Linked DNA regions of Homo sapiens: region 2 is linked to region 1. A link is a loop called in an ENCODE intact Hi-C map of the cell type or tissue named here. Cell type or tissue: PC-9. All regions are shown on one strand. Each heading gives the region's core, and the rest is flanking DNA. Links, peaks and the distances in the headings are about the cores only.

Region 1 (5,381 bases), core at 225-5,224:
CTAAGCATTGTTTTTTGTATTCTCTAGTAAGAGTTGAAAACACCCCTACTGCACCTGCGTTTTGTTAGAAAAACTTCACCTGGGGTGTGAGAATGCAGGCCAAATGCATTGTGGGTGCTGAGGCAGTGAATTATCACCTGCTCATTATTGCTCTGGAAGAAATTATAGTTAGACTGTCTGTATACTATTCAGTGCTGATTGGTGCAATGTATATTAGTTCATAAGACCAAGGAAGCCTCTTTGGATTTGCTAATCAATACCAATCACTTAGGCCTTATTATAGAATATGTAGTAGCATAAAGAGGTGGTATGATCCTGTGCAAAGAGCTTGGGCTTTGGCAAAATTTTGACAGCTTTGGGCCTGCTGCATGATCTTGGGCCAGGTACAAAATCTCTCCGGGCCTTGGTTTTCATATCTGGAAAATGGGGGTTTTGTTGTTGAATTAACAAATGTAAAATGGGCTCATAGTAGACACTTAAAAATGCAGTTCCCTGGACCCACTCTCATGTATTTTGAAGTAATCCATCTGCATCTCTCTGAGTGGCCTGTCCCCCTCACACATAGCTCTTTTCTCTTCCCACACTGGGTCTCATTTCACGTGCACAGCAGCCCACTAGGGAAGGCCCTGCTATGCCCAGCATCCGCCTTAGGTTCAGATGGGCTTCCTCTCTGCTCCTGAAGCATTTTGATCACTTTCAGCTTGTGTTCACCACAATATTTGCCTTTCTCCCCAGTTAGAACCTGGAGGAAAGAAACTGTGTTTTGTTCTTCCCAACTTTGTTCCCTTAAGGTTTAACATTCTGTCAGGCACATAGATGATGGTCAAAATAGTAAGTAAATGACTGAATAAAGAAATGACAAATGAATGAATGATGTACAGCCAGTTCACATTCTCAAAGAGTATGTGCCTTCACAAAAGTGAACTTGATCATAAGTTTTGAAAATGAACTCAGGACATACTAGATCAGCCCAAACTCAATTTACAATTCAAAGTTGCTGCTTCTAAGGTAGGATAACAACAATTACACATGACTAGTATTTATTGAACACTTACTATGTGCTAGGCACTATGCTAATCACTCTGCATATCTCCTGTCGTTAGTCCTTGCAAGCACTCATGACCCATGCATTTTTATTATTCCCACGTTACAGATTAATACACTGAAGCTTAGGGGGGTTAAATAGCCTTCCCAAAGTTGCACAGCTGCCAGTGGCTGAGCTAAGATTTGAACTGTGTCTTTCTGATTCACAGACCTGCGTTCTAGCTCCCTTGTCGCCCTGAGAAAAGACCAGTGAGTCCTGATGGATACCAGTAACATTGACAGCCGCAAAGGAGTTAATGTTTGTATATACGGCTTGTACTGTAGTCTTATAGTGAACAAAACTCACTGTTACATAGTTGCCTATGTGAGTTCCACTTCCCCTGATCCGTGGTCTGAAGCTCTACCACTTTTTTTCTCATTCTCACCCAAGAGGGGCAGCTGAAATGAAACCCACCGTCATCAACCAGGAACTGAACTCTCAAAAGAAATGAAGAATCCAGGGGCAACGGCAGTCTCGCTATTCATTAATGGGTTTATTGAGAACTCTCTTGACATTGAGCTGTAACTACAACATTTAAGAAAATCTCAAATTTGAAAATAAATAAGTTGGCTGACATACAGACATTTTACATATGAATTTAATAAAATCAATTTTTCTTTTTGAAATATTTGGTAATCTCTAAAATATATCAACTGCAACCCAGGAACATTGTATCCCAAGTTGTGATTCATGAAATGAAACGGAAATGTATTATGTAATTCAGTGGGGAGTGTCCAGCACAGAGCTCATTAGGGCTGTTGCTGGTGATGTGGACTGCAGTTTGGAAGCTCTGTGGTTTGGGCACGCTTCTCACAGTCCTTACCTCCCCTTCCTCCGTGGACATTTTAACCAAATATCGTCACCCTTTTAAAAATATCATTCTTGAGCATTTTGCCCACAGATGAGGATAATTCAGGGGAAGACGTAGGAAAAACTCTGAATTGTTTCCTATCTCCTCTTGCTTTACCATTAACCTATCTCGTAATGAGTCAGGCTCAGAACTGACTCATGGCCTTTCTATGTAGTTCCTGGATCCAGACCAGGCCTAGCCCATATATTGCACAGGTGGACACCATGGTGTCATCTGAGGTGAATGCAGCCCAGAGGAGAAAAAGGGACTTCCCCAGAATCATACGGTTCTTTAATGTCAGAGCCAGAACTGACTCTGAAATCTCTGGATTTTTTTTTTTTTTTTTCAGTTCATCGCACAGCCTGAACTTGTAGTAAAAGCATAGTTTTCCCTACATATGGTAATTTCCATGAAAACAAATAAAAAAGTGAGGAAAAAAGCACTGATCTGTAAAATACTTTTCTTTCAATCCTATCTGAGATTTTATGGCACTTCTTTGTTTAAAATTTTTTTTATTGAGATAAAATTTACGTTGCATAAGATTTGCCATTTTAGCTATTTCAGAATTTACGATTCAGTGGATTTTAGAACATTTATAATGGTGTACGGCCATCACCACTACCTAATTCTAGAATTTGTTTTACCCCAAAAGAAACCCTGTACCTGTAAAGTGTTCACTCCTCCTCTCCCTCTCCCCTGAAACCCTGGCAACCATTAATCTACGTTCTGTCTCTATGGATTTACTTATTTTGGATATTTTATATAAATGGAATCATACACTTTGTGGCCTTATGTGTCTGGCTTCTTTCAGTCTGGTCCTTGCTTGGTAGTGGTGAATTCTCTCAGCATTAGTTTGCCTGGAAAAGACTGTATCTTTCCTTCATTTATGAAATTTAGTTTCAGTGGATACAAAATTCTTGGCTGAGAATTGTTTTGTTTAAGGAGGCTAAAAATAGGACCCCACTCCCTTCTAGCTTGTAGGGTTTCTTCTGAGAAATCTGCTGTTAATCTGATAGGTTTTCCTTTATAGGTTACCTGATGCTTTTGCCTCATAGCTCTTCTTTCCTTTGTCTTGACTTTATATAACCCGATGACTATGTGCCTAGTTGATGATCTTTTTGCAATGAATTTCCCACGTGTTCTCTGAGCTTCTTGTACTTGGATATCTATATCTCTAGCAAGGTTGAGGAAGCTCTTCTTGATTATTCTCTCAAAGACATTTTCCAATCTTTTAGATTTCTCTTCTTTCTCGGGAAACCAATTATTCTTAGGTTTGGACGTTTAACATAGTACCAAACTTCTTGGAGGCTTTGTTCAGTTTCTAAAATTCTTTTTTTTCTTTGTTTTTGATGGATTAGGTTAATTCAAAAGCCTTGTCTTTGAGCTCTGAAGTTATTTCTTCTGCTTGTTCAATTCTATTGCTGAGACTTTCCAGTGCATTTTGCATTTCTCTAAGTGTGTCCTTGATTTTTCAGAAGTTGTGACTGTTTTCTATTTATGCTACCTACTTCACTGAAGAATTTTCTTTTCATATCCTGTATCATTATTTTGATTTCTTTAAGTTGGACTTCACCTTTTTCTGGTGCCTCCTTGATTAGCTTAATAATCAACCTTCTGAATTCTTTTTCTGGCAATTCAGAGATTTCATCTTGGTTTGGATCCATTGCTGGTGAGCTGGTATGGGAGTGTTAACGAACCTTGTTTTGTCATATTACCAGAATTGTTTTTCTGGTTCCTTCTTATTTGGGTAGACTGAGGGAAGATCAAAGGGAAGATCTGGGATTCAAGGGCTGTTGTTTAGATTATTTTGTCCCACGGGGTGCTTTAGTGATGTGGTGTTCTCTGCCTTCCCCTAGGAATGGGGTTTCCTGAGATCTGAACTGCAGTGATCGTTTTTGCTCTGTTGGGTCTAGCCACACAGCACAGCTACCGAGCTCTGGGCTGGTCTGGAAAGAGTCCTGTGATGTGACCCATTTTCAGGTCTTGCAGCTGTGGATACCAGCACCTGCTCTTGTGGGGGTAGCAGGGGAGTGAAGTGGACTCTGTGAGGGTTCTTGGTTTTGTTGTTTAGCGCGCTGGCTTTGTATTGGTTTGGCCTCCAGACAGGAGGTGGCAATTTCAAGAGTGTATCAGCTGCAGTCCTATAGGGAGGATGCAAACTTGCCCTAGAGACACCTGGGTTAAGTATTCAGGTTTCTTAGGCAGTGGGCAGGGCCATAGAGCTCCTAAGAGATTATGATCTTTGTCTCTGGCTACCAGAGTGGGTGGAGAAAGACCACCAGGTCGGGGCAGGGATAGGCATGTCTGAGCTCAGCTTCTCCTTGGGTGGGACTTGCTGCATGTGGGAAATGGGGGTGTGGTACCCAGTTCAATGGAGTTACATTCCCAGGGGGATTATGGCTGCCTCTGGTGAGTCATACAGGTCATGAGGGAAGTGAAGAAAAGCCTGCAGTCACAGGCCTCATCCCACTCCTATACAGCCCACAGTCCTAAAGGCCAATCTCACTCCCACCATGCACCCCAACAGCACCAGGGCTGAGAGTTTGAGTCTATTTCCGGGCAGCCAGTGACCAGGGCTGAGAACTTGCCCCAGACCACGAGCCTCCCCCATTGAGAAAGCAAGCAGACTCACAGTTTTTTGGCATCTCAGGGAGTCTGCAGTGGTAATCCAGTTCCTTCAAAAGTCTGTGGATTCTCTTGGCTTTCTTGGTATGTTCATGTGGTAGTTCTTGGAGCAAAAGTTTACGATATGAGTCTCTACATGCTGCTCTGCCCATTTGAGTGGGAGCTGCAAGTTAGTCCTACTTCCTGTCCACCATCTTAATCCCTTCATCTCCTTTTTTGTTTTGAGGAAATTATTTTCTATTCCTAGCTTGTAGATTGATTTTTTTTAATCCTGGAAGGGTGTTGTATTTTTTTTTTTTTTTTTTTTTTACTGCTCTTTCTCCATCAATGAGGTGATCATATGGGGTTTCCCTCCTTTCTTTCTATTAATATAGTATAGTACCTTGGCTTCTTTTCTTATGTTGAACCACCCTTGCATTCTTTGAATAAATGCAATTTGGTCATGATATAAAATCCTTTTAATGTGTTGTTGGATTCAGTTTGATAATATTTGTTGAGAAATTTTGCATCTATATTCACAAAGGATATTGGTTTATAGTTTTCTTTGGCTTTAAAATCAGGGGAATAATGGCTTCATAGAATAAATCAGAAAGTATTTCATCCTCTTCTTCCAAGTTTTGGAAGAATTTGAGAAGAATTGGTGTTACTTTTACAAGCACCTTTAGTAGAGTCCACCAATGAAACCTGGGATTTTTTTTTGTTGGAAGTTTTTTGATTACTGATTCAATCTCTTTACTTATTATAGGTCTGTTCAGGTTTTCTATTTCTTTTTGAGTCACTTTTGGTAATTTTTTCCTTCTAAGAATTTATTCATTTTATCTT
Region 2 (5,381 bases), core at 185-5,184, 310 kb before region 1:
CCAGATGGCGCAGGGTTCTCATTCAGAATGTGAGCCTTCAGGACACTGTCACCTGCCATGCTGGGGCAGCCTCTGCATCTCCAGCAGGTGGTGACCCTGGTGGTCCCCAGGCTGCCTTTGTCATAGTCAGCTGGATGTTTTCTTCAGGCCCGGGTGGTGTGGCAATTTTATCTTGTCCACAAATGAGGTATTCATCTCTTTTTTCTCCACTCAATCAACCATAATGTGCTGTGCTTTGCCCTTGAGTCTGCTCTGTTCAACAAAACTTGTTGAATTGTAGGGGCGGGCCCCATCTCCCAGACGTCAGACTGGAAACTTTCTCCCCTTCTTTCCCCACCATGGCATCAGCCCTAGCTCAGAATCCTGGGGGCTTAAATGTTATCTGCAGATGTGTGTTCAGTGTGCCCGATAGGGTGCCCAGACCTGGGTTCCGTAGCTTAAGAGCTTTAGGGATGAATGAAAGAGTTTCAAATAGGGCTTCACTGGGAAAGCTTGCAGAGGGCTCAGCGGGAATGATATACTTGGGCAAAGTGAAGCGAGCTCCACGTGGAGCAAAGAACCTATTGGTGGATGTGGTGTCAGACACCAGGCCCCGCAGGTGCAAAATAAGGGCCAAAACCAAAACTCACCTCTTTTCCATGTTTCTTTCTCCTTTTTGTTTTTTTAAATAGAGACAGGGTCTCTCTCTGTCACCCAGGCTGGAGTGCAGTGGCATGATCATACTTCACTGCAGCCTTGAACTCCTGGGCTCAGGCGATCCTCCCATGCTAGCCTCCTGTGTAGCTGGGACTACAGGCTTGTGCCATTACACTTAGTTATTATTATTATTATTTTTTTTTTGTAAAGACAGAGTCTTTCTATATTTCCCTGGCTGGTCTCAAACTCTTGGGCTCAAGCAATCCTCCTATCTAGGCATCCCAAAATGCTAGGACCATAGGTGTGACCCACGGGACCTGGCTTCCATTTTTCTTCAGTGTGGGCCATGCCTCCAGGCTTGTGTGGGGTTCAGGAGCAGGCCGGGGACACTTTGGATCTCCCAGCACCAGGACACAGAGCATACTAAATGCTGTCCACTGGGAACAGTTGCCTTGGGTAGTCAGAGACCCTGAGCTCCATTGCAGATCAGCTGAGTGACCCTGGACAAGTCACACCACCTTTCCTCCAGCAGTAGAGTGGGGACTCAACCTTCTCTTAGATAAGTCTTTTGATGTTAGGTGGTGGATTTTTCTCTTCATTGTACAACTTTCTATGCTATTTGACTTTTTAATTCTATAGAGGCATCACTTTGTATAATATCATAGATATTTGGACACAATTTATGAAATACTGTATGATCATATCACTCTTGGCTCTGTGACGGGGGTGGCGATTGGTGATAAATGGCTTTGGGGGCATTACACTTCTGCCAAGTCTTTGTTCTCAGGCTGTGCCACTCCGGCCTGCACAGGGGGGCCCGCCCAGCAGTGAAGCAGCCCCTCTGGGCTGGAGCCTGTTCCAGCCTGGGGCCTGTGGGGAGTTGGCTGTGGATGAAGTCTTTTCCACGTGGGCTTTATAAATTGTTCTGTGGGGTCCATGAGAGCTGGGTGGGGAGCAAGAGAGTGATTTTATGGGCAATTTCCACATAGCCTTTGTGTGAGATCCCACACGTTGCCAGCTGGACAATGGGTTGCTGGCTGCTTCCGCGGCCAAGTCCTGGACTGGGGCAGCTCCCACAATGTGAGATTAAACCACAGTGGTGTGATGCTCCCATTGACCTGTGGCTGGGCAGAGAGGCCCTAGGATCTCACAAGGAGGTTGACTCCAGAAACGCCAGGAAGGAGGTAAAGTGATGCATCCTCATCCCTTCATGTGTTATCAAGAGGACTTGAACTTCGATCCCTGAAAGCCAACATAACTTGTTCTCTTAGGAAGAATCGTGGTGTTGGAACCAGCAGTGCCTTTGCCATCATATAACCCAACTTTGGGTTTTACTTTAGAAGAAATAGTCTCTGAGACGGGTGTCTTTCGAGGATCACACAGTGGGTCAGTGATGTGGCTGAGATCAGACTTTTTTGCCCGACTTCATGTTGCCTCTTTGGACAAAGGAGGGGAGGAGGCAGGGTTTGGAGGGATTGGTGTCAGGCCACAGGGGGACAGCTTCCCAGAAACCCGGTGCTTATAGGGTACCTGAGTCATTAATGGCCTTCCCAGCCTGTGACCTACCTCTGCCCTTCCTGCAGCACTGAGCCTGTGCTGCTGAGATGCCCTGGTGCCTCCTTGGAGGCTGCATGGTGGGGGTAGTTGGTGGCTGGGAGGGGACAGGCTGCCTGGTGCTGACCTGCCTGGGCATGTAAGGATGACCCATTGTTCTCACCCTCTGTGGGTAGCCGCAGCAGCTGGGTGAGGGGCGCTGGGTCTGAAGCTCACGCCTGGACTTCCCTGGCCACCAGAGGGCTGAGCTCATGGCTGCAGCATCCCCGGTGGCCCTGCCGGCATGGGATGAGGGCTGGCCTCACCTGGGAGGTGCATCTGTGCTACTCACTGCATCATGAGCTTGAGAAAGTCTTTTCCTAAGTGGAACTTCTCTCAGAACTATTGCTTTGCCTGAGGGCATTTCAGGAACAGAGTGCTGTTACTCAGCCCTGATCACAGAGACCCTACGTGATGTTCCCACTCCTGCCCGTGTCTCTGTCTTGCTCCCCTGACTTCTTGGGCATCCATGCTTGAAAGAGGTTGGGACTTTTGCCATTTTGAAATTCTGAGTAAGTTGTGAACAAGAAGACCCACATTTTCATCTTGCATTGGGTCACTTCAGTGATGTAGCTGGTCCTGTCCTTAGCCCCAACTAGTCTCCCCCACCAACATGTGTTCCTAATAGATGATGGGGGTGGGTTAGGATAGGGCAGAGCAGAGGGCATCTCAGCATGGTGGGGGTAGTTGGTGGCTGGGAGGGGACAGGGTAGTTCACAAGAGACACCCAGTGCCTACAGCCACGGTGCCCGTGAGGCAAGTCCCTCATCCTAATAGTGATGGTGATCTTGTCCCACTTTCCCAAGCCACTGCATTCCAGACCCCTGGTCTGACCCCCCTGGTTTGGGGAACATGCTGGCTGCCGGCTCATAGCCACTTGTTTGGGGTGCTCGCCTGTCTGCCTGTCTATTTCTGCTGACTCTCAGAGGCACTAGCCTTCAGCCATGAGGCAGCCAGAGGATTTGTGAGTTACCTCATTTTGTTCACATTTACGTGGCCAAAGCCCATTGCAGACAAAACACCAATAAAAGCCCAGGCGCTGCAGAGCAGAGGGAGCAGGGTTGTTTTCATGGTCCAAAACTTGTGTCTTTTTTTTTCCCCCCTTTTTTTGGCAAAAGAGAAAACGAAATAAGTTTAAAAACAACGTACAGTCCACATCTGATGGCTGAAGAATATGTTCGGCCTTCAGCTGCTTCCAGAAAATTATTCATGATTGATTTGAGCACTTGCTAGACGCTGACACTATGCCTCCTCACACTGACTCAGCCACTACCTGGGGCCCTGCCCAGGGCTTTCCGGCCTGGGATCGTTGAAGGATTCCATACCTGATCCAGGTGACTCCGTTTAGGATAAACTCTATGTTCAATTCCACAGGTGGGCTTGGGGCAGTGAAGCAGTAGTAGGGCCTTGTAGTGGGCCCTGAAGCTGGGCTTGAGGATGTCGGGTCATCAGTCATCCTGGGAACAATCCAGCAGAGGTACCTGCCCAGGTCTCAGGTGTCCTGGCCAAGCCTGGACTGTGTGGTTTCCAACTGTGGAAAAGCCCCTCTATTTGCATATCTTATGGTTCACAATTAGGAAATAATTGCCATTCATTTTCGCCCTCCACTTCTTTCAGGATTCTTGTGTAGCACCTTTTACCCTTAAGGGATCCTTGAGCTTTGCTGAATTAGATGAAAAGAACTCTGGTGGGAAGGTCAGGAGACAGCACCAACCCATTCCATGGCCCATGCTTGGGCCTCTCTGCAGCAGGAGCAGAGACCACGAAATTGACACTGCCAGTGACCAGGACTCATGAATGATTGCAATTCAGAAATGATTCAGAAATGATTGCAATTCAGAAATTCAGGTCCTTTAAAAATTTTCTGTTTTAAAAAGCAAGGGCATCTGAAAAGATCCACGGAGGACTTTCTTCAAACAAAAAGCCTCACATATAGTACAGATAAACTCAGAGCTGCTGTTCTGATAGGACAGGGGCACGGAGAAGACACTGATGCCTCTGGCTGTAGCTTACCTTGTCCCTAGGCTCCTCTCCCCAGCATCCCTTAAAGGGCTCTGTGCACTCCCCAGAGCTTCATCAAACATCGTTTGAAAACCAGCGTGGTCACGTGTAAGGACATCACAATATATGGCAATTTGATTCTTCCCCCATCCCTACCTGAGCAAAACAAAATAAATCCCAAATGGCACCAGAGCTCCCTTAAGACCCAAGAACGAAGGAAGGAGACGGACTAATGTCTTCATGGGAGCTTCCTTTCTCTCCCGTGTCGTTGAAACACTAGTTGTTGACAATGTGATGACCTCCATTCCCTGAGCTTTCCCTTCTCAGCCAAGTGGGCTTGTTCAGGCCCTTGGGAGACCCAATTCAGGCCCTATTCTCTTCAGGTCATCCCTTCATTGACCTCGGGCAGCTGTGAGCTGGCAGGGCCCTGGTCCTCAAATGTCTCATGACCAAACACTTTGGGGTGTGTTCTCAAGGTCTCCCAACTCTTCTACAGAGTCCTGCCAAGCCATTCCACAGCAGGAGAAACCAAAAGAGATGAAGTAGAGGGACAGAGGGAGGTACAGGTAGTTGGGGATTCAGGAGGCCATAGTTGTTCTATTAAAATTCTAGACTGATTGGGCAGGCGCCATGTTTGCTTAGATGATTAATATTTGTGAGTAAATGAAGATATGGTGGGGGAAAATGAAAGGCAGATTTCAACACAATGGAAGAACATTTCTGAATTGCAATCATTCATGAGTCCTGGTCACTGGCAGAGTCAATTCTGTGGTCTCTGTTCCTGCTGCAGAGAGGCCCAAGCATCAAAGTGCTAGATGGGGCCTTGGACTAGAATGACCCTGAGTGTCCATTCTCACCCTGTGACCTATCCCTCTTTTAATAGAGAAAAGGTCTTGCTCTGTTGCCAAGGCTGGAGTGCAGTGGCGTTACAGCTTACTGCAGACGCAAACTCCTAGACTCAAGTGATCCTCCTGCCTTGGCCTCCCAGAGTGCTGAGATTACAAGTATGAGCCACCACACCCAGCCTTGACCTCTTTATATATACCTCCCTAGCCCTGCCATAAAGGTCTTAAAATCTAGAGAAGAAAGATGGCCCACTTTGGCTATGTCAAGTTCCCGGGCGAAGTGACTTTCTTTGTCTTTGGAAAGCC

Evidence for each region. A loop is a pair of places that touch in the nucleus more often than their neighbours do. Peaks named below come from ENCODE experiments on the same cell type or tissue, not always from the same donor. Only the 100,000 strongest peaks of a DNase experiment are listed, where the experiment ranks them.
Region 2: a loop joins it to region 1, with 2.8 times the contacts of the local background. A loop is called at or near these places in 4 of 110 quality-filtered maps.

The regions. Positions count from the first base shown.
Region 1 is chr2:19,535,300-19,540,680 of GRCh38, reverse strand. No RefSeq gene overlaps it. Among named protein-coding and RNA genes, the nearest start is that of LINC01808, 69 kb to the right of the region's middle. In PC-9, for the core only: no CTCF peak of the experiment used is centred there; DNase peaks (open chromatin) are centred at 1,790, 2,130 and 4,320; H3K4me3 peaks cover 1,287 bases; H3K27ac peaks cover 3,972 bases.
Region 2 is chr2:19,848,363-19,853,743 of GRCh38, reverse strand. No RefSeq gene overlaps it. Among named protein-coding and RNA genes, the nearest start is that of LINC00954, 18 kb to the left of the region's middle. RefSeq lists an enhancer at 2,128-2,880. In PC-9, for the core only: a CTCF peak has its summit at 2,411 (motif pointing right); no DNase peak of the experiment used is centred there.